Linked DNA regions of Mus musculus: regions 1 and 2 are each linked to region 3. Evidence: chromatin loops called from intact Hi-C (ENCODE). Cell type or tissue: left cerebral cortex. All regions are shown on one strand. Region 1 has its middle 6.3 kb from the start of Lipt1. Region 2 overlaps Tsga10 (testis specific 10). Region 3 overlaps Cracdl (capping protein inhibiting regulator of actin like).

Evidence for each region. Hi-C counts contacts between places; a loop is a spot of excess contacts. Peaks named below come from ENCODE experiments on the same cell type or tissue, not always from the same donor. Only the 100,000 strongest peaks of a DNase experiment are listed, where the experiment ranks them.
Region 1: a loop joins it to region 3, with 5 times the contacts of the local background. A loop is called at or near these places in 34 of 42 quality-filtered maps.
Region 2: a loop joins it to region 3, with 5 times the contacts of the local background. A loop is called at or near these places in 10 of 42 quality-filtered maps.

Annotation. Positions count from the first base shown.
Region 1 is chr1:37,861,962-37,869,961 of GRCm38, reverse strand. It overlaps a transcript of Tsga10 not described here. Among named protein-coding and RNA genes, the nearest start is that of Lipt1, 6.3 kb to the left of the region's middle. In left cerebral cortex, CTCF peaks have their summits at 2,685 (motif pointing right) and 4,843; DNase peaks (open chromatin) are centred at 3,452, 3,956, 4,242, 4,832 and 1 more place; H3K4me3 peaks cover 2,898 bases; H3K27ac peaks cover 1,920 bases.
Region 2 is chr1:37,797,826-37,805,825 of GRCm38, reverse strand. It overlaps Tsga10 (testis specific 10), which reads left to right. Exons shown (of 18, transcript NM_001290721.1): 13 at 1,087-1,197; 14 at 3,921-4,106. Among named protein-coding and RNA genes, the nearest start is that of Tsga10, 54 kb to the left of the region's middle. In left cerebral cortex, a CTCF peak has its summit at 3,334 (motif pointing right); a DNase peak (open chromatin) is centred at 3,344.
Region 3 is chr1:37,675,342-37,683,341 of GRCm38, reverse strand. All of the region lies in intron 1 of Cracdl (capping protein inhibiting regulator of actin like), which reads left to right. Among named protein-coding and RNA genes, the nearest start is that of Gm39628, 5.2 kb to the left of the region's middle. In left cerebral cortex, CTCF peaks have their summits at 4,756 (motif pointing left) and 7,703; DNase peaks (open chromatin) are centred at 3,786, 4,845, 5,589 and 6,079; H3K27ac peaks cover 3,515 bases.

The DNA.
Region 1 (8,000 bases), 190 kb before region 3:
TGTGTTAACAAGCTGGGACAAGGCAGAGCAGAAGCCCCTGGGAGAGCTGGGAGTTGTCAAGTTCTCCCACAGTCCCACACCGGATGGTTAGTGGGGCCGTCGATCAGTATTACAGTCATAGTCTCTGCCGTCTGTGGGGTCCGAGTTCCATGGCCTATGTATCTAATATGTTCTCAGGCACAGTTTTCCTGGTGTTTCATTACGTTTTTACTTAATTTTTTACGTGTGTATGCCATGGAGGTCAGAGGGCAACATGCAGGAGTTGGCTCTATCTATCAGATGGGTTCTGAGGATCAAACTCAAATTGATCAGGCTTGGTGGCATGTGTCTTATTTGCTGGGCCCACCTTACAGTCCTCTGATATAATTTCAATACAGTTGTGTGCTCTTATCAAACCAGTTCACCTTGATATGTCTATAGGGTGGCTGGCTCCCTGCCTACTCCCAGGAATAAGTCATTTCTTAGTCTGTGCTTCCAAGGGTGCAAGAAAGATGGTATAGATCATATGCTCACTCAAATGCAGTCAACTCCCTAAAGGAGTCAAAGTTGCATATAAAATGGAGTCTCTCAGGACAAATCAGTCTTGGGGGGAAAAAACCCCACCACCACAGTTTTACACAATATGGTGTAATAGAGAGCAGGACTTAAGAGCATTCGAATTAAAAACTGAGCACCATCTCATTGTTGAAAACTCGATCTATCTAAAACTCCAGTAGTGAGTTCTCTCATCCCTCTGGGAAACCTCAATGCATCTACCCGCCTCCTTTTCTTGGTCACATCTCACATCTGCCCCTCACTATATCCTGCTCTGCTTCGTTGGGACCACGACTGTCATTAGCTGTCTGGATAACCACTTAACTGAAGTTATGCCACCTCCAGAGAAGCCTTCCTAGTTGCAACCGTTAAAATCGCACAGACGTGATAGCTGCTGCCGTGGTTCTATGAGTGTTGTGCTTTCCTTTTCACGGCACGCCACAGCTCGTATTGTATAACCGTTGATTAACTGTGTCTTCTCCACAGAAGGCAGTGGCTGTTTTGCCATATCCCCCAGCACCAAGAATGACTCTGGATTAGGTGACTTTGTTGCGTCACTCCATGCTTTGACAAAATATCTGGCAGAAGGAACCTGATTCAGAAGAATCTGTTTCCTGGGGATTACAGTTTGAGGGTATTAGGTACCACGCAGCAGGAGGCAGCTGGTCTCATTGCATTAGTGGTCAGGAAGCAGAAAGCAACGAATGCTCACACCTCTATTACAGTCTTTTCATTCCGTCGGGAACCCTGGCCCATAGAATGATGTCACCTGCATTCAGAATGTGTCTTCTTGCCTCAGGTCAATTAACCCATATGGCAGCGCACAACTGTAACCAGTCTGAGGGCATCTGAAGTCCTCTTCTGTCTTCCATGGGCACAAGACAGCCCCATAGGGCAAATACACACACACACTCAAAACACTTATACATATATAAAATTAAAAATAAAAAGAGAAAAAAGGGAATTATGTTTTGTGAAGGATAAAAAGAAGTACATTCTATTTAGCTATCTTCTTAATACTAGGCTCAAGATTCATTTCTTCAGCATTGGCCTGCTTTATAAAATATTGCTCCTCTCCCATCCCGAGATGCCCTTTTCTCTATCCTTTAGTTTATATTAAGGAGATAGTGCAACGAGACAATAGATATAGCTATTAAATATTAGCATACAAGAATATGTTCAGAACACGAGGTGGAGCTCAGTGGTAGAGTTGCAGGTTTAGCATTGTCCCATGCCTTCCATTCACTCCCCAGCATCAAACCAAAACAGAAACCAAACAATGAACCAAGCAAACAGACCACAACAGAAACCCCTGTATTGTATAAACGGTTACAAGTCCCCACCTATCCAGATACAAAGTAGTCTTCATTACATCCATCATCACTTGGGACAGCACTATGTGATATCTCGACAACAGATATAGGTTTAGCTTTTCTCATTCGAGATATCATTATAAAATGATAGTTACCACAAGAGGAACTATTCGAATTGGAAGGAACTACTTCCTAACTCTGAATTGAAGGCAGCCCGCCAGAAAAGACTCATGGTCTGGAGTGCTTCTGAAGGCAGGTGACTTATGGTTCTTTCCTACAGAGCCGTCAGCAGAGCGCTCTCAGAACAGGGAGGAAGGTAGAGGGCTCCACAGCAAACTCCCCAAATGGAAGTGCAGTACATAAAAAGTACTCGACAGACATAGTTATGTTAGCTAATTTACATATTCCCAAGATAATGGCAAAGTAAAGTATATAGAGAAGTATCTCTCTCTCTCTCTCTCTCTCTCTATATATATATATATATATACATATATATGTCACACAAACTTATCTATACATACATACATACATACATACATACATACATTCAGGGTTTCTCTGTGTAGCCTTAGCTGTCCAGGAACTTGTTCTGCAGACCAGGCTGACCTTAGACTCACAGAGATCCACCTGCCTCTGCCTCCTGAGTACTGGGATTAAAGGCATGCACTATCACTGCCCAGCATAGAACAATATGTTTTATAATGGAATGTTTTTTTAAAATATCAAACTTTCAGCAATAAAAAATACAATTCTAATTTTTATTGAAACGTATTTTTATTTTATGTGTATGAATGTTCTGCCTGCATGTATGTGTGCACTGTGTGCATGTAGTGCCTGTGGAGACCAGAAGAGGGCAGCAGACCCTTTGGAACTGGAATTAGAGGGTTGTGAGTCACCTTATGGATGCTGGGACTTGAATCTGGGTTCTGTAGAAGAGCAGCAGCCAGTGCTCTTAACCACTTCTCCAGCCCCAAGCTTGCTTGCTTGCTTGATTGCTTTCCCTTTTCCTTTTTCCTTTCCTTTCCTTTCCTTTCCTTTCCTTTCCTTCCCTTCCCTTTCCTTTTTCCTTTCCCTCCCCTCCCCTCCCTTTCCTTTTTCCCTTCCCTCCCCTCCCCTCCCCTCCCCTCCCCTCCCTTCCCCTTTCCTTTCTGTTTCTTCCTTTCTTTCTTTTTTTGACACTGGATCTCAGTGTCTGGCACAGAGCCTGGCACAGAGAACAGTTTTCAGATGAAGAATTGTGGCTAAGGTTAAATCCAACCAGGGGTGGTTTTTACAGGACAAACCTATAGTACACATAAAGTAATCAAAAAATTTAAAGCTAAAATTTACAAAGACCCCTCCCCAGGTAAAAATGACAGTCAATAAACGGGCTAATGAAATGGGCCATTCTCAAAAGAAGAAACATGTATGACCAGTAAATGTTCTGAAAAGTTCTGAACAGCATTAGCAATCAGGGAAATGCAAATTAGGGTTCTCCCTCACTCCAAATCAGAAGAGCCATCATCATGAAAACAAATTACAAGTGCTGGCAAGGATGCGATGAGTCCCTTTACAGTGCTGGAGGGCATGCAAACCGATGTGAACTCAGTGTGAAGACTTCTCAAAAACACAAAAAACAGAGCTACCTATGACTTAGTGTTACTGCTTCTGACACGCCCAGAGGTCTTCATACACTACCACAGGGACACTTGAACATTCATGTTTATTGCTGCGTTATTCACAATAGCCAGGAAATGGATCCAGCTTACACCGGAACAGATGAATCAATAATGGAAACATTATACATATACGATGGAACTTTACTCAACTATAATGGAAAATGAAGTCACGAAATCTGCAGAAAAATGGATTTGGAAATTATTTGAAACGAGATAATCCACACTCACGAAGTCAGATGCCATTATGTTCTTTTTTGCGTGCCGATTCTAACATATTAAGTAGGGGGTATATACGGGTGTGTGGGTACAGTTCATGAAACTGCAAGGTGAGGGGGAAAAGAGTGGTTTGGGGGTAACAGAACACTATGACAGGAAAGCAGAAGGGGACCACTGGAGTGAACCGGCAAAAGAGGGGGGATGGGAGAAAAGGCGCAGGAGAAACAACAGAAACAAATTCTGAACGCAAATGCCACAAGAAATCCCGTGTACTTTGTATACTAATAAAATAAGTAAAAACAGACAGGGTTAAAAAAAAAGCTTCTGGCTAAAGATGGGTAGAAGCGGTTACGCACTCACAAAGCAGTAAGACAAAATGTCTTTCATGCTAAACTGTAAGAAACAATGGTAGCATAGCGCGGTGCTCATTTCTTTCCATTTAAAAAGATTCAAGATGCCATTTTAACTTAGTTGGGTAGCCAAAAATACCACGTCGGATAAGAAAAGAAGGCTCAAATCTGCTCACTGGTAGGAGCCAAACTTGGGGTAAAAACTTTAGATACAGTATTTAACATCTCACAAGGTTTTATAGCCTTTCTCGGTTTTCATCGCCAGGCTTGCTAGAGAGGACTGGCATGTAGAGAAGAAATGTCAGCCTGGCGTAGGGGAGATGATTGCTGGGTCTGACATTTCCGAGGTCCATTCTGAGACTGGTGGCCAGGTGCCACGCTCACCCGGAAAGATCGGCTCCCGCCGGTAAGCTGCAACAGGGCACCCCACCTGAAGGCTCCCACAGCACAGCTTCCTGACCATTGCTGCGCACTGGAGCAGCTCTAGGGAGTAACCGCTTCCCTCAGCCAAGAACGCCTGGGGCTCCTGGGACCGCAGCAGTGGCTCAGCCCTGGGCAATAGCCTTCGCGCCTGCGCGGGCTAGAGGATGGTTACTAGGAGACCGGACGCAGGGGTCGGCCATCTCGGCGCTGCGTGGCCGTGCGCCTGCGCGGCACCGATGGGCCCGGAAAAGGCTTCCAGTCGGAGCCCTGAGAGGCGGGCCGGCGGCGGTCCACGTCGCTACGTGCTCGCTCGGGTGCGCGCGCACGATCCGTAGTCTCCGCGAGAGGGCGTGTCGAGACAGGTACGCGTGCGCACGGGTGCTAGGGCGCGCCGGACGGAAGTGGAGCGTAGGCGCCGGGGAGGTGGAAGAAGAGCCCCGCTCAGGTACAGAGCGTGAGGGCGGGGCGTCGGCCAGCCCGGAGCTAACCGCTCCCGCCCTCTTCCCGCTGCGCCACACGGAGCGCCTGCCTCCGCCGGGGCGGGGCCCAGGGAGCGGGAAGGAGGAGACTGGGGAGGAGACAGGGGCGGGAAGGAGGAGACTAGGGCGGAGGATGGAGGCCGGGGTGGGGCTGGATGTCCCGCTGAGGCGGAGGCCCCTCAGTGGCCGGGATGAGCTCCGGGGAGAACGACGGCCAGGGAGGTCGGGGGAGGGCTGCGGAGCTCCAGGGAGGAGTCGCGGAGGTGCGCTGGGCTAGAGAAGAGCCATCCCGGGGCGGCTGCAAGAGGGTGGGGAGAGCCTGACTGTGGCCCGGGTTGGGCATCGCTGCTTAGGCGGCTGCGTCGCGGACCTGCCGGGTGGGAATGGGTTCCAGGAGCAAAGCTTACCCTAGTTTCAGGGGAGTTCATGGTTGAGCCCAGTTCCTATGGTGACCGCTTCGCTGCCTGCCTCAGCTTGGTTGTTGGGGGACTGTTTTGCTTAGAGACACTGTGAGGTGAAGCTGTGGCATTTGGGAGCTCAGCCTGTCTATTCCTGAACCCCTCAGTCTCTCTTAATCTCTTCTTAATAGACTAGGAGGCAGGTGAAGGCAGAAATTGAGATTTTGCATGGAAAAAAAATCTCATAATCTCTTTATAGTTTATAGAAGAAAGGCAAGGTAGGCTGTCTTGTTTGAAAAAATTATTCAAGTCTGTCATGCACTTGATACCTAAAAAGTATATATGTACATAAGGATACATGTATTTGTATATATCTCTCAGTCAACGATTTAGACACTAAGAAAAATTTGCACAAGTGGCTGTTTTCTCTAAGCCCCTGTAAATCTATGTGACCTACGGTCTTTGTCATTTCAAATTTATTCTGGTTTTCAGGACTTCGAGTACATTTTGTTCACTTTCAGGAAATAAAGTCATAGTAATTTCGGAATAGAATAGGTTGTTAAGATAAAGGGACGTTATCGTATTTAACTGTGCTTCAAGAACAAACCAGTTGTATTTTAATTAAACAATAAACTAAGTTCTTCTGTCTTAATTATTGAGAAAGAAATAAGGTAAAATTACATTCATCAATATTCTTTGAAATTCCAAACCTCGATATTGTTTATTGGCAGTTTCAAAAACAGGTTTTACTTACTTTCCAAAGAAGAATCACTGTTGTAGTCCAGCTATAACCAGGCAAGGAGAGAGTCTCTGGGTTCTGCCTTATTTGTTTAAAAATAATTTGGTTTTAAAGTTTTCCATAAGTAGGGGCCATTAGAACAGGTGTTATTTATTCTCTCAGGCATCACATGCTCTTGCTCTTTGCTTGTTGCCCAGACTGACAATGTTAGGCATTCGGGCCATTAGAACAGGTGTTATTTATTCTCTCAGGCATCACATGCTCTTGCTCTTTGCTTGTTGCCCAGACTGACAATGTTAGGCATTCCCTTGCTTTTCCTAATAGTTTTATCATCTTATGTGAACACACAGCATACAGTCTGCCTTGTTATGGAACTTTATATAAGAGGAATTGTAACACGTGTTCTACAGCTTCTGTGCTTAACACTTAGAGATTGTAGCCTTATTGCTTCTAGGTACTTTGCTGGTTAGTGTTCCATTGTAAAGATATACCACGATTTACTGTTGGTGGACAGTAGGTTTTAAAATAACGGACAGGGTTATGGATATTAAAATATATGCATCTCATGTTTTGAGGAGAGGCGGTTGGAAAGGTAGTGCTTTTTGTTTTAGTTACACCATTAGTCTTAGTCTTAAGTTACTAATCCCTTTGGTCCAGAAAAGCCTTCAGAGAACAACTGACCCCTTTCTTGTGTTTCTAAGGTCTTGTTTCACTCTTCATTGAGGACATAAGTAATTTCTTTAGAGATTGGATTGTAGAAACGAGATGAGCTTGGAGCTTGAATTGGAATGACTGGAAAGATTTTGTTGTTGTTTACCTTAAGAAAAGTTTAAACTTTAATGACTTTTGTCCCTTCCCAACTTTTGCTGATATTTTTTAAACATATAATCTTAACTTCTATTTCACTGAAAAATTAAAGTCCCAGTAGATAGGAAGTTCCTCAGATTATACCCCTTAGTTAAAATTTCACTTACCTTTGCTTTTCTCATTCTTGTGTCAGAATACAGTATACCTACTACCTGGATTTCTTCATGTTATTCACCTTTTTGCCCTTCCACCAGTCAACATTAATTTATGTCTTCATTGTTTCTCTGCTGTAGGGCTTCATTGCCTGCAAATATTCTTAGGGAATTCTTTTCTTAAAAAAATTTTGTGTGTGTGTATGTGTGTGTGTGTGTGCGCGAGGAGGTCAAAGGACAACTTGTATGTATATTTATGTGTATGTGTGCTTGTACACTTGCTTGCCAGGGTATATGCTTGCCACAGTGCACATATGGAGATGAGAGGAGCCTGTGAGAGTTGGTTCTCTTCTTTCACTATATGGGTCCTTGGGGATCAAACTCAGATCACCAGGCTCAGGCACAGTGCCTTGATCAGTAAAGTTGTCTCAATGTTCCTGGCTTTGTGTATGCATGTGAGATATCATTCTTCAGAATGCTTAAGATCAGAAGTGTTGCTGTTTCAGAGTTTGGGGACTTTAGGATATTGTATGTACATAAAGCTTCCCAGGAATGGGACCAAATCTAAACAGAAAATTTATGTTTCATATGAACTTTATATTCATGGCCTGAAGGTAATTTTCTGTAACTCTTTTGGTCTACTGGGGTTTTGACTATGGCCATTCTTGCAAGGTCAAGTATGGAATTTTCCATTTGTAGCTTCATGCTGTTTGTTACTCAGAACATTTTTGAATTGTGGAGATTTAAGGTTTGAGTTTTCAGACTAAGGCTAAGCAGACTTTTATTTGCATTTCTTGAGAGACGAAGCCCATGCTTGATTCTGGAAGGGGTCTCGTGGAAAGAAGGAAGCATACTTTTCTGCTTTTGGCAGTGAACCTTCTACAGCCTTAGTCTTCCTTAACTTTTATTCTGCCTCTTTGGCTCTTGCAGC
Region 2 (8,000 bases), 120 kb before region 3:
GAGCCTGTTGGGCCACTCTCATTTAAGCCACCACACTGCTTTTATGTACACTTTTAAAATGTAGGTAGAGTAAAAACCTGATGCTTTTTCTGTGTGAGGAGGCAATAGAGCCAGTTATCTAAGATTCACATGGGGCTGACTCTCACTGCTAGGCTGTATTACCATGCTTTTAAATTCCAAGAGTGGCATAATCTGTAAAATGGATGGTAAGTGAAGCATTTACTATAGTGTCCAGGATACCACTCTCCAGCTTACCACGATAGAAATTTCTCTGCCTCCTTAAACTGCATGCTCTTGATTGCCACCAGAAGAAAACCAGCATCCTAAGAGTTTGCATGTGTTCCAGGGTAGTTTTCTTCTTCTCTTAGGCCATATAACACAGGTCTCTATGCAAACCAAAGGCTAAGAAAGAACACTGTAGAAATTTTGGAAAATGGAAACCTTAGAAAGTTTTATCCTTAATACTATGCCTTCTAACAGAAATATAAGTTCATTATAGAACTTTTTTTGAAGGAAAGGAAAAAAAAATCTCTTGATGTCTTTACCATCCAGTGACTGTTATGTCACATGTGTATTTTTACTGATTTCATAGCAATTGCAATTTAAACATTGTGAATAGAATGTTTTATATTTCAGACATAGATAATGTCTTTCTTGTCTTAGGAGCATCTGGAAATGCTCAGAGCATCCCTATGAGAATGGCTCATAGGTGCCCTATGAAAAGTCTCATTTACAGTAAACATTACGTGGACATTCCCACTCCTTACCACAGTTGAAGCTTTAATTATTCATTAACATTAACATAGTAGCCAAAATACTATCCTGTTGTCTCAATTAGCATATTTTTGGTTACTGTAAAGTTTGATTTAGTGCTATCAACTTATGCTTCCTCATCATGACTTGTCTGTCTGGGCCCGTTGCCTGTTTTATTTTGGGATTTTTAAAAACCACTTTTACATAGATTTTGATATCATTGTTATATTAATTTTGTATAATCATCTGATTCAAATATTTGCAATTTAGATGTTTTCACATATAGGAATTGCTTATTTATTATAGTCAAATCTAGCTATCTTTTTTTGATAGGCACTGTCCAAAAAACTGAATGATACTCATAACGAACTCAGTGACATAAAGCAGAAGGTCCAGGACACGAATCTGGAGGTTAACAAGTTGAAGAACATATTAAAGTCTGAGGTACACAGAGACAGTTTTTCCTTTGCTCATGATACAAGTGTTGGTAAGACCTAATTTAATGATCTGTTACACTCACCAGATTTGTAGATCAAGTCTTTATTTAATCAGATATTACAGTTTTGACTGTGCAGATTAACCATTTACATTTAGAATCACCAGTGTCCTAGAAGATGACACTAGAACATGTTTTCTTTCAGTTTGCTAAATTTAGAGTAAACATCCTAGGTAAGTAGATTCTCTCTAATCAAAGAACAATGGGCATAAAATCCTGAGTTTTCTGTTACATACTGACTAAAGTGGCTTTTCCTGATTGTTTGACAGGGCAGAATGGATCTCACTAATTTTAGAACATCTGTTTCTAAGAACCAGTAGACTACAGTCATTTGCACATCTCTTTAGCCACTATTTGATATAAGGTGTGTGTGTGTGTGTGTGTGTGTGTGTGTGTGTGTGTGTGACTTCAGAGATTTCTGAATGTGGATGTATGTATCTGCTCTGTAATAATACAGTTTGTCTGAATATAGAGCTGCACTTAGTGCTGTGTATTAAGTACATAGAGATGTACTTCGGTAAAATGTCTAAAATAGTGTAATAGATCAGTATCATAGGTGTGGTGTTACCTACATGAGACTCAAAGTGTCTATGGGAACTTTACTTCCATAATCTGTGTATGTGATTTAGCATATCATTTAATATCTGCATACAAACATATTTTGAACATTTGTTCATAGTGTACATAAACAACATTTTCAAGGGCTTGGTGAGGTAAGCCATTCTTAGGACTCCTAGATTGTACCTGTCACCTTCAGGAGCTTTGGAACTTCTGAGTCCAGGGGAACATACATTTGATTAGAAAGGGTGGCATATTCATTCTTTGATTATTTTATTAGCTCAGGATTTCTGATAGAGAAATTTACTGTTTCCAGGAAGGAGAGCATTCCTGACATTAGTGAGATAATAACTGACATTTAAAGAGCAGGCTAGGCAGACCACAGTACTGAGGCTTTCTTTCTCTCTATGCATGTGTATTCTATGTGAATCTGTGTGTCTATCTGCGTGTGAGTGTGGATGCCTGCAGAGGCTAGATGCCCCTCAAACCAAAGGTTCAGAAAGTTGTAAGTTGTCCAACATGGTTGCTGGGAAACAAACTCGGGTTTTTACAGGAGCAGGATGAGCCATCTCGCCAGTCCCTAAGATAAGATAGCAATGGTTATTCAGCATAGTATATTATTTATGGAACTGATTTTCCCTGTAGAAAGCAGGTCCTACTTCAACTAATTTATTTATGGGATCACATTGAAGATTAAAAAAATCTTGAGTGGGTAGGGAAGTGGGGGGAGGGTATGGGGGACTTTTGGGATAGCATTGGAAATGTAATTGAGGAAAATATGTAATAAAAAAAAATCTGATTCCAGCTGGGTGTGGTGGCGCACACCTTTAATCCCAGCACTCGGGAGGCAGAGGCAGGCAGATTTCTGAGTTCAAGGCCAGCCTGGTCTACAAAGTGAGTTTCAGGACAGCCAGAGCTACACAGAGAAACCCTATCTCTAAAAACAAACCAACCAACCAAATAAACAAAAACTCTGATTCCTGCAGGTGGTAGATACAGCTCAGTGGTAAAAGTACTTGCCTAGTATGTGCACGGTTCTGGATTCAATCCTAGTATTGCCAGAGATAACCTGGCTCTGTATTATATGTACAACTTATACATGAGTGTATATTATTAGCATACATTTGGTATTTTTGAACAATACTTTTGAGCAATTTCTGACAAAATAGTAAAAAGTTCAAAAAAAATTAAAGTCTGTGACCAAGAAAATTATGGCTCAGAGACAGGAGACATGGCTTAGTGTTAAAGAGCACTCTTCCAGAGGACCCAAGTTCAGTGTTCAGAACTAAAGTCAGCTCCTGGGAACCCAAAATCTCTGGTCTCCAAGGGCACCAGCTCTCAATGTGAATACACACACACACACACACACACACACAGAGAGAGAGAGAGCAGTTAAAAATAATATAAATAAATCTTATTAGATATTGACCCTTAAGATGTGAAAGGGTCATATAGAAATTCTGTGGCCAGTATATCAGATGGTTGGGAACAAGGGAGTGGTAGTGAGAAGGTTGGCAGCTGAGGCCAGCAGGGGTCAGTAAACAGTCATGGAGGAAAAGATTCCCTTAGAAGAAACACAGCATGTGTTTGTCCAGGTCCTCTAGAGAAAGTACCCAAGGAGCTAAAGGGGTCTGCAACCCTATAGATGGAACAACAATATGAACTAACCAGTACCCCCGGAGCTCATGTCTCTAGCTGCATATGTAGCAGAAGATGGCCTAGTCAGCCATCATTGGGAAGAGAGGCCCCTTGGTCTTACAAACTTTATATGCCTCAGTACGGGGGAACGCCAGCGCCAAGAAGTGGGAATGGGTGGGGGTCTGGGGGGACTTTTGGGATAGCATTTGAAATGTAAATAAAGAAAATACCTAATTAAAAAATAAATTAAAAAAAAAAGAGTAATCTGCTGAGTGAGGAACTGATGGACGCAGGTTGGGGCATTCTTCTTTATGTTCCTTACAGGTTGACCATCTTTCTAGGCTAAGGGGTTAGTAGGATTTCTTCAGGGTTATGTACCAGTGATTTCCCAGTGGCCTAGATAGCAGTGTTCCAAAAGCACTTTATGTTAAATACTTTTAAAGTTTTAAAGTAATACACAAGATTTGCTTTTTAGGAATCTGAGAACCGGCAAATAATGGAACAACTCCGAAAAGCCAATGAAGATGCTGAAAACTGGGAAAATAAGGCCCGCCAGACAGAGGCAGAAAACAACACCCTCAAACTGGAACTTATCACTGCTGAAGCAGAGGGCAACAGATTAAAGGAAAAAGTTGATGCCCTTAACAGAGAGGTTGAGCAAGTAAGTTTGCAGAAATGTGCTTACAGTGTCTCACGTGTCATACTAAGTGAGCTTGGCTTGGCTCAACATAATGTCAATCAGTTGAATTATATAAATGGACTGTAAGTTAGAGCCCCTTAAGTACTCTTCTATCCACCTTGGTTCTCAGGTACCCACAACCAGAAAAATTATCAGCTTTTTATTTCTTAGTTGGGAACTGTTCGGGGGGGGGGACCCAAATTTTTAAAAAATAATAAAACAGATCTATTTTTATCCTACAGCTATAAGAACATTAGCATGTTTCCACATTTGTTTCATATAGCTTTGTTTAAGGAAACATATCATCAGAGTCGGGAGTAATGTGTCTCAGTGGTTAAGAGCTCTTGCTGATCTTCCAGAAGACCCGAGTTCCATTCCCAGGAGCCACATGGGGTGGCTCCTACCACCTGTCATTGCAGCTCCAGGAGAATGGCTTCCCCTCGTGGCCTCCACAGATGCCAGCACCCATGTGGTACACACACACACACGCACACACACAAAATAAAAATAAGATAAATTAAAAGAAAGCAAACATTAAGCTATAGCTTCTCACACACATACTGGGTATGTGTAACTTTGACATTATTCTAGCTGTTTCTCACGAGCTCATACTCTGTCTGTGCATCTCTTACCTATCCATGATAGTTAATGCTTTCTATTTTCAAGTCAGGTTTGCAATGTGTGTGTGTGTGTCACCTGCCAGTGTAGTAGTGGTGTGTGTGTGTGTGTGTGTGTGTGTGTGTGTACTGTGTGTTGTGTGTGTTTGTGTGTGTGTGTTTTAAGATTTTATTTTTATTTTTAAAAAGACTTTATTTATTTTATGTATATTAGTACACTGTTGCTGTTTTCAGACGCACCAGAAGAAGGCATCAGATCCTATTAAAAATGGTGTGGTTGCTGGGAATTGAACTCAGGACCTCTGAAAGAGCAGCCAGTGCTCTTAACTGCTGAGCCATCTCTCTAGGCCCACCATGTGGCTCTATTTTTATTTTTAGTTGTATGTATGTATGTATGTATGTATGTATGTATGTATGCATGTGCATGTGTGAGAAAGAGGGAGAGGGAGGGGGCTTGTGCATGTGAGTCCAGTGCCCATGGTGTTGGATCTCCTGGAACTGGAGTTACATATGGTTGTTAGCAGCCTGACTTGGTTTCTGTGAATCAAACTTCTGTTTGACAATGCAGTATGTTCTCTTAATTGCTGAGTCATCTCTCCAGTCCTTGTCATCAAGTCTGTATTTGTTAGGGCTGGAGGTTTGGTTTGGTATCAAGCCTAGAACATCTGAAGGCCTGAATTCATCCCTGGCATGACAAATAATTTTATTTAAGTAATAAAATATACTAATTATGTGTTTGCAACAACGTTAAAGCTTCATCTGATTCGTTACACACATCCATCAGACAGCGGCATATATTCATTGTATCAATGTTGTCTTGCTTAAATTATCCCCACATTAAGGGGAATTTAATTTTCCCCCCTTTCTGTAGTGAAGGGCTGTGTAACAAACATTCTTTTTATTTCTCTTGGCTCTGTTTTCTTAGGCTTATGCTTGGAAGCGAGTGCCTAGTCTAAGACACACAATTTCGCTTAGTTTATCAAATTGCTTTCTAAAAGTTTACTCTTGCCAGAAACCATGGGTTATGATTTGCTTAAATACTATATTCTGTATTATGAGCCTTAATTTTTCCACAGTTGGGTTCTATGTTTCCTAGATTACAAGTGAAACTGAACGTCTTTAATGCTGCTTTTTAAAAACGACAACTGAATCTTTTACCAAAACAAAGTGTCCTCAAACCCCACGAAAATTACACGACCTCTCAGAAGCAACTGTGCATCAGAAATTAATTTGAAAGTCTTCCTTCCATACATTGTTAACAAAGCCCTTTCTAGGATGAGCGTCCTCTGTGCCAAAACCACTGTGTTCTAAGAATATCTTTGATGGACATGTGAGACCTCTTGAGGTTTTTCCTTCAGCAAGAGCAAAACCAGTACTAAAAGCCCAATAGCAGGAAGCTGAGGGTTTCTGGCAGAGACTGGCTGACACTTGCCTGATTCACATTTTGTCAACAGCAGGTGGCACATACCTGATGAAGACACAAGTTACAGGGTTCAGTGTTTATTGACCACTTAAGGTTTCTCTTGCTGTTGGTAATTAACACTTCTCTAAATCATCCTGGTGATGGTTGTGGTGGCAGCGTGCCCCAATGTTCTGGATTCTCAAATGAAACACACACACACACACACACAGAGAGAGAGAGAGAGAGAGAGAGAGAGAGAGAGAGAGAGAGAGAGAGAGAGAGGGAGAGAGAGAGAGAGAGAGAGAGAGAGAACCTTCTATTTTAATATGCCTTAAAAGGCTCAATGGTTGGACCACTCCCAAACTTCCACGTTGCTAATGCCTCCCCTCCAATACTCCTGAGTTATTACTTACTAAAACCTATATTCTGTCTTTGTTACCCTAGACCCAGTTAGGGGGGTGGGGGAGAGCTGGGGCCGCTTACCACTGGCTCTTACATGATTAGTATGCTCTTTGTCTTCTGCAGCTCTCAAGCCTGAATCTTAGTCCTTTCCTGGCATGGAAATTCTTCTTTCTCCCTTGGTCCCTGTCTTAGTCAGGGTTTCTATTCCTGCACAAACACCATGACCAAGAAGCAAGATGGGGAGGAAAGGGTTTATTTGGCTTACACTTCCATACTGCTGTTTATCACCAAGGAAGTCAGGACTGGAACTCAAGCAGGTCAGGAAGCAGGAGCTGATACAGAGGCCATGGAGGGATGTTTTTTACTGGCTTGCTTCACCTGGCTTCCTCAGCCTGCTCTCTTATAGAACCCAAGACTACCAGCCCTGAGATGGTCCCACCCACAAGGGGACCGCCCCACTTGATCACTAGTTGAGAAAATGCCTTACAGTTGGATCTCATGGAGGCATTTCCTCAACTGAAGCTCCTTTCTCTGTGATAACTCCAGCTGTGTCAAGTTGACACACAAAACCAGCCAGTACAACACCCCTTGCCTGCAGATCCTAAAGTCCCACCTCTGTCTCTCTGCCCAGCCATTGGCTGCTGGCAACTTTATATACCATTCAGAACCAACTAGGGGCATGGACCCTCAGCATCTTACAAACAGATTCTTGGATTCTCGTGAAATTTTGGTAACCCAAATAATATAATGCAATAATTAGACCAAATCCACAACACCTCTTAGATGGATTTTCTCTTACATTTCTTTTGGATAAAGTAAAAAAAAAAATTTTTTTTTAAATTTTGTGTGCATGAGCGTTTGCCCAGATGTATGTGTACATGGGTCCCATGGAGGCCAGAAGAGGACATCAGATTCTCTGGAACAAATTACAGATGATTGTGTACAGCCAAGTAGATGCTAGGATCCAAACCCTGGTCCTCTGCAAGAGCAGGAAGTGCTTTCAGCCACTGTGCAGTCTCTCCAGCCCTTGGAATGGCTTTTTTTCTTAAATTTGTATAATTTTTTTCTATTCAATTGTTTGTTTGGTTGGTTTTTAAAGACAGGGTTTTGTTTGTTTGTTTGTTTGTTTTAATGTAGCCTTGGCTGTCCTGGAACTCACTCTGTAGACCAGGGTGACCTCGAACTCACAGAGATCTGCCTGCCTTTGCCCCTCAAGTGCTGGGATTAAAGGCGTTGCCACCACTACCCAGCTGTATATTTTTTATTAAGTGGTAGGAATTCTCTATAATATTCTTGATCACAACCCTTTTAAAGATTTAACTGTTAACTTGTCTTTTCATTTATTTACAAGATGAAGAGATATTAAACGCAGGTGCACTTAGAATTATTATGAATCTTTTCCCATATTACTTTTGATCTTATGTTTTCTTTAAGTAATTCTTTAGTGTCCTATGA
Region 3 (8,000 bases):
TTCACTTAGGACTTTTTGTTTGACCTGTTGATTTTTTTTTCTAAGATGCGGTTTAGTTTGCACAGTTCCCTTCTGTTCTTTTTCTAATGAAATTCTGTTGTGGTTGGGGAAATCTTTGCTACTTAAATATTTTTAAAGTTTTGGGTTTTTATGGCCTAGCAGATGGTCTACCCTGAAATATTCTTGTTCCCTTGAGCAGGACCTGGCTTCTGTGTTAGCTGGGTTCTTAGGTCCTTGATCCCAGGTACCAGTGCCTCGTCATGTGTTCTGCTTCTTGTGCTTCTTATGTTTTGTTTTGTTCTATTGATTACGGAAGTGCGATATTAGCATTTTCAGCGATGGCTGCCGGATCATCGATTTCTCTCTTCAATTCTGTCACTTTTGCTCTATGTAGCTTGAGTGCTATTAGTATGCTCCAATTGAGAGAACTTGATTGGCCCCTCACCATGATGCACCATGAGATAAAGTCTCTCACTTTATTTCTGGTAACTTTTGTCTTGAATGATATCTCATACTGTAGTAGCATGGCTGCTCTAGCCGGGGTTTGATTGTCAGTTTCTGGGTCGTTGTCTTCCTTTCTATTTCAGTTTTAATGTCTTTGATCCTAGTTCACAACTCTTCAGAGTGTTAGTTAGTTTGTGTTATTTTTTCTGTCAACTTCTATATTTTAATTGGAGTACTTATCATTTCATTGTAACTATGAAGATAGCATTTACAGAATGCCATTTATCTTTTGGGTTCCGAGCATCTTACCCCTGTTTTGCCTTTTCCTGCATTGCTGCTTTCTGCTATGCTACCCCTTTCATTTCTTTGTCATTTCTTCTATGGTGTTTAGTGTATTTTCTTAGCAGTTTCCACCCGTGGGGCTGGGGGTCAGTGTACATCTTTAATTTATAACAGTCTCATTTGGATTAATACCAGTATAATTTCCAAAGCTTGCAAAGATCTCTGCTCTTGTATAGGCTTGTTCTCCCTTCGTTTTCTGCACTATTGTTATACAAACTGTATCTTTATACACTAGGTGTGCATTGGTGTGAGTTTGCAGTTTATAGATTTACATAATCGTCTTTCAAGTTAAGGGAAAAATGCAAATGGAATTGCAATTATATTTCCTCTTTAATTATCTGTATAATTACTTTTCTTTGCCCTGTTCTTTCCCGTGTGGGTTTGAATAACTAACACCCATTGTTTCCCATAACCCGATGATCTAGTAATAATCTTTCTATGGTTTGTGTTTACCTGGGAATCTTAATTTTTCTTTCATTTTTAAATTATCAAAAAAAATCATATAACAAATTATTAGCCATTTTACAGTGACCACTTCAGTAGCATGTAGTATAGTTACAGCATGGTGAGTGCTTACCTCAACACACCACCTACAAGGAAATTTCTGAGGAGCTTGGTTTTGGAAACTCATTTGGGTGGGTTTAGTGTTCTTTCAGCCTGTGTACATTTCATGCCTCCTGACCTCTGTGACTTTGCTGGAGTTACTAAGGACCCCTTGCATGAGGTGTGTTGCCTCTCCTCTATGATATCTTCATCTCTCACTTCGAAAGTCTCGTGGGTCTAGGTATGTGTGTCTGTGTTACCCTACTTGTGGTTCATTGGCTTTCTTGGGCGTGTAGATCATTTACCTTAAAACTTGGAAGTATTCAGCTCCGAATTCTTCAGCTCTTCTTTCTGCACCTTTGGGTCTCCTCTTGAGCTTCTCATGTGCACACACTGGACTTCTTGTGTGCATGCGTTGGATACTTAATGGTGTTCCACATGCCTTTGAGTCTTTGCTCATTTTTCCCACTATCTTTTCTGATCCTGAGATTGGTTAGTATTATTTCACATGGCTCGACAAGTTCTTCCACCTGAGGGTTCACCCTTACTATTGAACTCCTTTAGTGACGTTGACATTTCAGAGGCCAGGCATGGTGGCACAGTTTTATAATCCCAGCTCTTAGGAGGCAGGAATATCAGGAGTTCAAGGTTACCCTTGGCTACTTCTGGGGTTGTCTCTTATCAAAATCGTATGAAATGAGAGAAGTTGAGCAGTTATTTTTATCTGGTTGGTCTATAGGCATGTCTGTGAGAGATCATCTTGATTGGTAATCCATGGGTCTCTGGGATGTGTGCATCAGCAGAGGACAGCTTGTTGAAAGTGGTTCTTTCTGTCTACCATGTGGGTTTTTGGGATAAAATTTTGGTCATCAGGCTTGGAGGCATCTGCTTTCCTCACTGAGACACCTTACCTGTTATACTTTGTATATATTTTTGTATTATCTGTTTGTTGAGATGTCATTTGCCTATTTTCCCTTATATATATACTTTCTTATATCTTTGAACATACTTTAAATGGTTCATCTGTGTTCTTAATCTAGTAAATATAACATCTGCACTTCATGTGTATGGACCCTATTTTGTTTCTTTTGGTGTCCTATAATCTTTAGTTGAAATCTTTATATATATATAAACACAACAACTTGGAATATCCTCTTTGGAGTTTTTTGTTGCTTTTTGTTATATTTTTTTGTTTTTTTTTTTTTTGTTTTTTTGCTTGTTTGTTTGTTTGTTTGTTTGAGACAGTGTAGCCCTGTGTAGCCCTGGCTGTCCTGGAACTCACTTTGTAGACCAGGCTGGCCTCGAACTCAGAAATCCGCCTGCCTCTGCCTCCCGAGTGCTGGGATTAAAGGCGTGCGCCACCACTGCCCGGCTGCTTTTTGTTATTGATTATTGACTTTGTGAGCCAAGTCTATATGGCTTGTGTTTTTGTCATGTATGGATGCTAAAAACTTTTATATGGCTCACTTAGTAGCCAATCAGGTAATGATTAGATGGACATTTTGGAAACACTCAGGACCAGCGTTTGGTGAGCACCTCCGTGTGTACCTGTTAGAACGTTCCTTTCAGCACTTGGCCAGGCCATCCACACCTGTGACTCCCCATTTTCTGTTTCTGCAAAGCATTGAGGTTAACCAGAGGTGAGTGATCTGGTCAGCTCAGGTCTGACTGTGTGCTCAGGCCTGCATGTGGCCTTAGAGATGAGAGGTCTGGTCAGCTCAGGTCTGACTGTGTGCTCAGGCCTGCATGCTGCCTTAGAGATGAGGGGTCTGGTCAGCTCAGGTCTGACTGTGTGCTCAGGCCTGCATGTGGCCTTAGAGATGAGAGGTCTGGTCAGCTCAGGTTTGACTGTGTGCTCAGGCCTGCATGCTGCTTTAGAGATGAGAGGTCTGGTCAGCTCAGGTCTGACTGTGTGCTCAGGCCTGCATGCTGCCTTAGAGATGAGAGGTCTGACTGTGTGCTCAGGTCTGCATGCTGCATTAGAGATGAGAGATCTGGTCAGCTCAGGTCTGACTGTGTGCTCAGGCCTGCATGGATCGTAGAGATGAGAGGTCTGGTCAGCTCAGGTCTGACTGTGTGTTCGGCCTGCATGCTGCCTTCTGGGTTCCCAGGAACCTGCCAAATGTCCCTTTAGCAAAGCTTGGTAGCTAAGTCTCCTGTTCCCGCAGCAGTGACCATCTGCCTTAGGCGTCTGTGAAGTACTATTTGGCTGTAATTGACTCTAACAAACACCTTATTTGGGAGGTGAGATGTTTTTCACATTGGATAAGCACCTTCCTAAATTACAGTGGGTTTCCCCTTTCTAAAGTGAGGGAATTAATACATCTTCAGCATCATCAGCATCATCGCCACCACCACCACCAGCAGCAGCAGCATCATCGCCACCTGCAGCAGCAGCTTCATCATCATGGGATGGAACTTTAAAGAAGCCTCAACCTGCCGAGCAGTTGGTAGCGCACGCCTTTAATCCTAGCACTTGGGAGGCGGAGGCAGGCATGGGGTGGGGAGGTCCTTATTCCAACATTTTCTGAATGTTGATTAATTAATTTGATCACTAACAGTGTCTTGACTCCCACGGACTGTTAGCTAAGCCAGCTCAGTTTGGTCACATGTTCACTCTGTCCCGAGGCATGTTATATACATCCTGTCACAGTGAGCTCTATTGCTTCAAGAAGTCGGGGGCTGACTGCCAGGTGAGAGCCCAGCTTCACCATCTTGCTGTTCTCAGCATCTAACGTTCCTCTCACCCGTGTTGCTTGCTCTTCCTTACACAGTTTGTGCTGGGCTTATGCACCTAATTTTTATCATACTTCACCGGACATATCTTTGCAGTAATTCCATCATTCCAGATTGTAAACATTCTCGCTGTTGAAAGCACTATCACACTTCTTAGGTATGATTTATTTCTGCCAAGAATGTTAGATAGTTACTCTGTATTAATCTCCATTAAAAAGGGGGGGGGGGAGGAAAATGCAGTTGCTTTTCCCACCATGCCTTCCCCAGTGGCGTGAAGTTCGAGGAGCGACTTCTGAGTCGGTCTTCCTTTAGGGTGTTGATCTTAAGCCTGGAGTTCAAAGGTCATGTTTGCTATCCAAGTTGAGTGCCAGCTGCACCCTTCCCTGTTGATGAAAGTGATTTCAGCCATGGGTTTCTGTCATTGCTTTGACTGGATGTCTGTGTGGGTTGTAGCTTGTGTACTTGAACTTGACTACTCGGTTGTCATTTGTTTCAAGGTTTGCGGCAGGAAGCCCAAGATCGTAGTCTGTCATCTTGACCTCTGAACCATTTGGGTGATGTTTGATGCTGGGGACTTTGGTGCTCATCCTGGCTGTCTCTGGAACTCAGGGCCTCTCATCCCTGGTAGGAAAGACCAGTTTATCTGGCAGGAGGTTCTAGCCTTCCCTCCCTCTGCTGCCCTCTGCTGGCCATGCTGGGCGACAGGACACCTGTAATTCTGTCTTTCCCCAGCACAGGCTGCTTCCCAGGCTCAAACCATCTCATGTGGGTGGCACTATTTCTGAATCCCAGTGAGTGAAGACGGACAGCCAGAGCAGGCTTGCCTGGAGGTGGTGTGGGTGGGTCTCCATGTGCTGCATTTTGAGAGCTGCCAAAAATACCAGTGAGCAATAATCCCTTCCATTAGCTCCTTTGTGCATGACATCATCTCTTTGGGTCTGGAACAACAGTCTGTGTGACAGACCTTGTCCTCTTCTTGTGACAGCTGAAGGACTTACTAGGGAGGGGACCCCAAGGCTACAGGGAAGACAGCAAGGTGGAATTCCTTTGGCACTCTTCAGACCTGAGTGTACCATTCTGTGGTGCAAGGTTACTGCACCTGGCTGATTGTACCGGTCGCACTTTGTATTAGTTTTGGAGCTGGTGGGAGCAACCCGCTGCTGTGCCTTGTTGTACTTTTGTGGTGTGCAGAGGCCCTGGCTGGGACCAGTGGGTGCCAGGGAAGACACAACTCACAACCTTCAGTCTTGTATGAGCCCCAGCAGTGACTGCCATTCAGAGGTTATTTCGGCTAGTGCTGGGCACACAGTGGGTAGCACCTGAGTCCTGGGAGGTGGATGCAAAGAGGAGTACCAATGGATCCTTAGCCATTAGTCCAACCCATCAAACCCCAATCCTCCTGCCTCTCTGGCACTCTCTTTGGGTAGCATTGAATCTTCTCCTGTTTTGGTCCCTCTGGATCTGGTGACTTACCCGACTCTGGACCACTGGTGATTCATTCGGAGTGTCTCATCCTCCCCACATGAGGCAAAGGCTCACTGTCCCAAACGCCCTCCACAGCTCTCTGTCAGTCTAGCTGCCACTGAGTCTGTCTTCCCTTGTCATCTCACTCAGAGGCCATGAGTCTGAGATTTCCTTTCTCACTGGAGAGCACGAGGCCCTCAGAACCACGGGATCCATAGAGGGGTGGCCCAGGGCTGAGAGTTTGCCCATCTTCCGGGTTACTGGGCTAGTTAGATGGGATTTAAAAGCACGGACAGTGCCTCTGCCACTCGGAACTCTACAACACATAGCTCTTCATTGGCTGGCACCCACCTTACAGTTCACCACCATCCACCCTGGATGCAGCCTCACTAGAAGTATACCAGCCCCGTTTGTCCCAGAGATGCAAAAGCTGAGCCAGAGAAAGTACATCCAGACAGCCTCAGGGACTTCAGATGCTCTTGACGTCACTCAGCCACTGCTGCTGCTGCATGCTCATGAAATTGGTTGGGACTTTTTTTCCTTTCCTGCAGATAAGCCTTGCAAAGGGTGGTTGGCATTTAAGAACAGATTTTCATGGTCCCCACAACTGAAGCCCCTGGTAGCTGACTTCAGGAGAAGCTGCGGCTGCATACAGAGCCTCTGGGTGTGTGGGTTTCCTTTTCTCTGCAGGCATCCTGCCAGGCCCAAGAGATAAATCCTTCCAACAGTTCCAGAAAGCCCTCAGTCTCACTCTCCTTGGTCTGAAACCAACCACAGGTCACCAAGGAGACGCAACAGCATTGACTGGATCGATCATCTCAAGCCTGAGCCATCGGCTCCCATCTCAGGCTACACCGTGTATTAAGAGTGCGGCTTTGGCAGATTCTTATGGAATCTGGGCTCTCAACATAGTTTCCAGTTCTGTTCAAAGCATGGTCCCCTCTGTCCAGCGGTGCCTAGGAGTAGGACTCCTTTTGAGTAGAGAGAAACCTAATCAATCATTAATCCATTACCCATGGGTCCTCATTTCTAGGTGCTGCCTACTGTGTGCTGAATAGGGGCTGAAATTCCACCTCAGCTGGCCTTACTTGACCTCCAGTGGCTCACAGGGAAAGCATTGTGTGTGGGAGCAGAAGCCTTGGACATCGAACTGAGCCTGCCTCAACCTGGTCCACTTGTGACTTGGATCCATCGCCCTTACTGTCCCCTTTCTGGGTTGGAAAGCATCCCGCCCTTCCCTGCAGACTCTAGGTTCTGTGTGAAGAGCAGCGCTTCCAGGGAAACCCAAAGCCTGCACTGTAAGAAGCAACTCTCAGAATGGACTGGGTCAATTCTGAGGGCCTCCTATCTCTTCTCCAGAGGTAGTGCTCCCTGATTCCCACCAGACAGATTCCTGCTGGACACGGCGGGCTTCCGAGCCTGCATGAGGCATGCACTGAATTCGCAGCAGCAGCAGTTGCTTGTCTCTCAGGTGAGCACTGCATGCTTATATTGGAGGTGCATCCCCATGGCACTAAGTTGGTAAGCATCAATTTAGGCTTACCTCATGTATCGAAGGTTACACCCAGAGGTCACAGCATACCTCACTCCACCGTGGCTGTCACCAGAAATCACGTGGGAGCTTAAATGACCTGACACCCAAGTTTCACTGTGAGCTGAGCAGTTTAAAGCCATGGTTCTCACGTTTGGTTCTCCCGAGGGTCCTGTGAGGGTTTGGATGCTGATGATGTAGAGAGGGGCTGAGGGTGTGTAGATCTCTGGCCAGCTCCCATTGGGCTGCCTTCCAGGTTTCTCTGTGTCAGGGACACTGGCTAGGGTCCCCCTTTGGAGGCCTCCTAATCTTCCCTGGTGGGTGTGTACATTGACCTGTGCCAGGTCCTTCCATTACAGACTCCAGCCCATTGGGCTGCCTGTGGGTAGAAACTGAAATTGGACTTGTGGCCTCCCATTCCTGGAGTTCTTTACTTGGTTACAGGCAGGAACCTAGTGTACCCCCATCTAACCTATCAGCCAGGAAGCCACTGGGACACCCAAGAGATCGGGGCGGGGGGATGGAAATCAGGGGTGGGGCAGGTTTTCTAAAGAGGAAAGCCCCCAGGCTGGGTTGCCTCTCTCTCAGAGCCTGAAACTCTGAAAAGGAGCTCTCATGTCTCCTTAGCACCCCTAGGGGGCAGAGTCCTTGCGGGGAGCCTCCTCTGAAGGCAGGTGATTACACAGAACCAAGTGATGTAAATGGGTACCCGTTCACATGTCCGGGCAGGGCTCCATGTGGGGCTCTCCTGGTACCCCTCTTTTCCCCTCTCTACTTGGAGCACAGAGCACAAGATGCCTGTCCAACGGTACCTGCAGCTGTTTGTAGTACTCTTGCCTCTGGCTGGAAATCTGGTAAAAATGGAGGTATAGAGGAAGAACCTTTAGGTTCTTCGCTAATGAGCTCATGCCGGAGGGCTGGGAAGCTTGCTGTGCTTCAG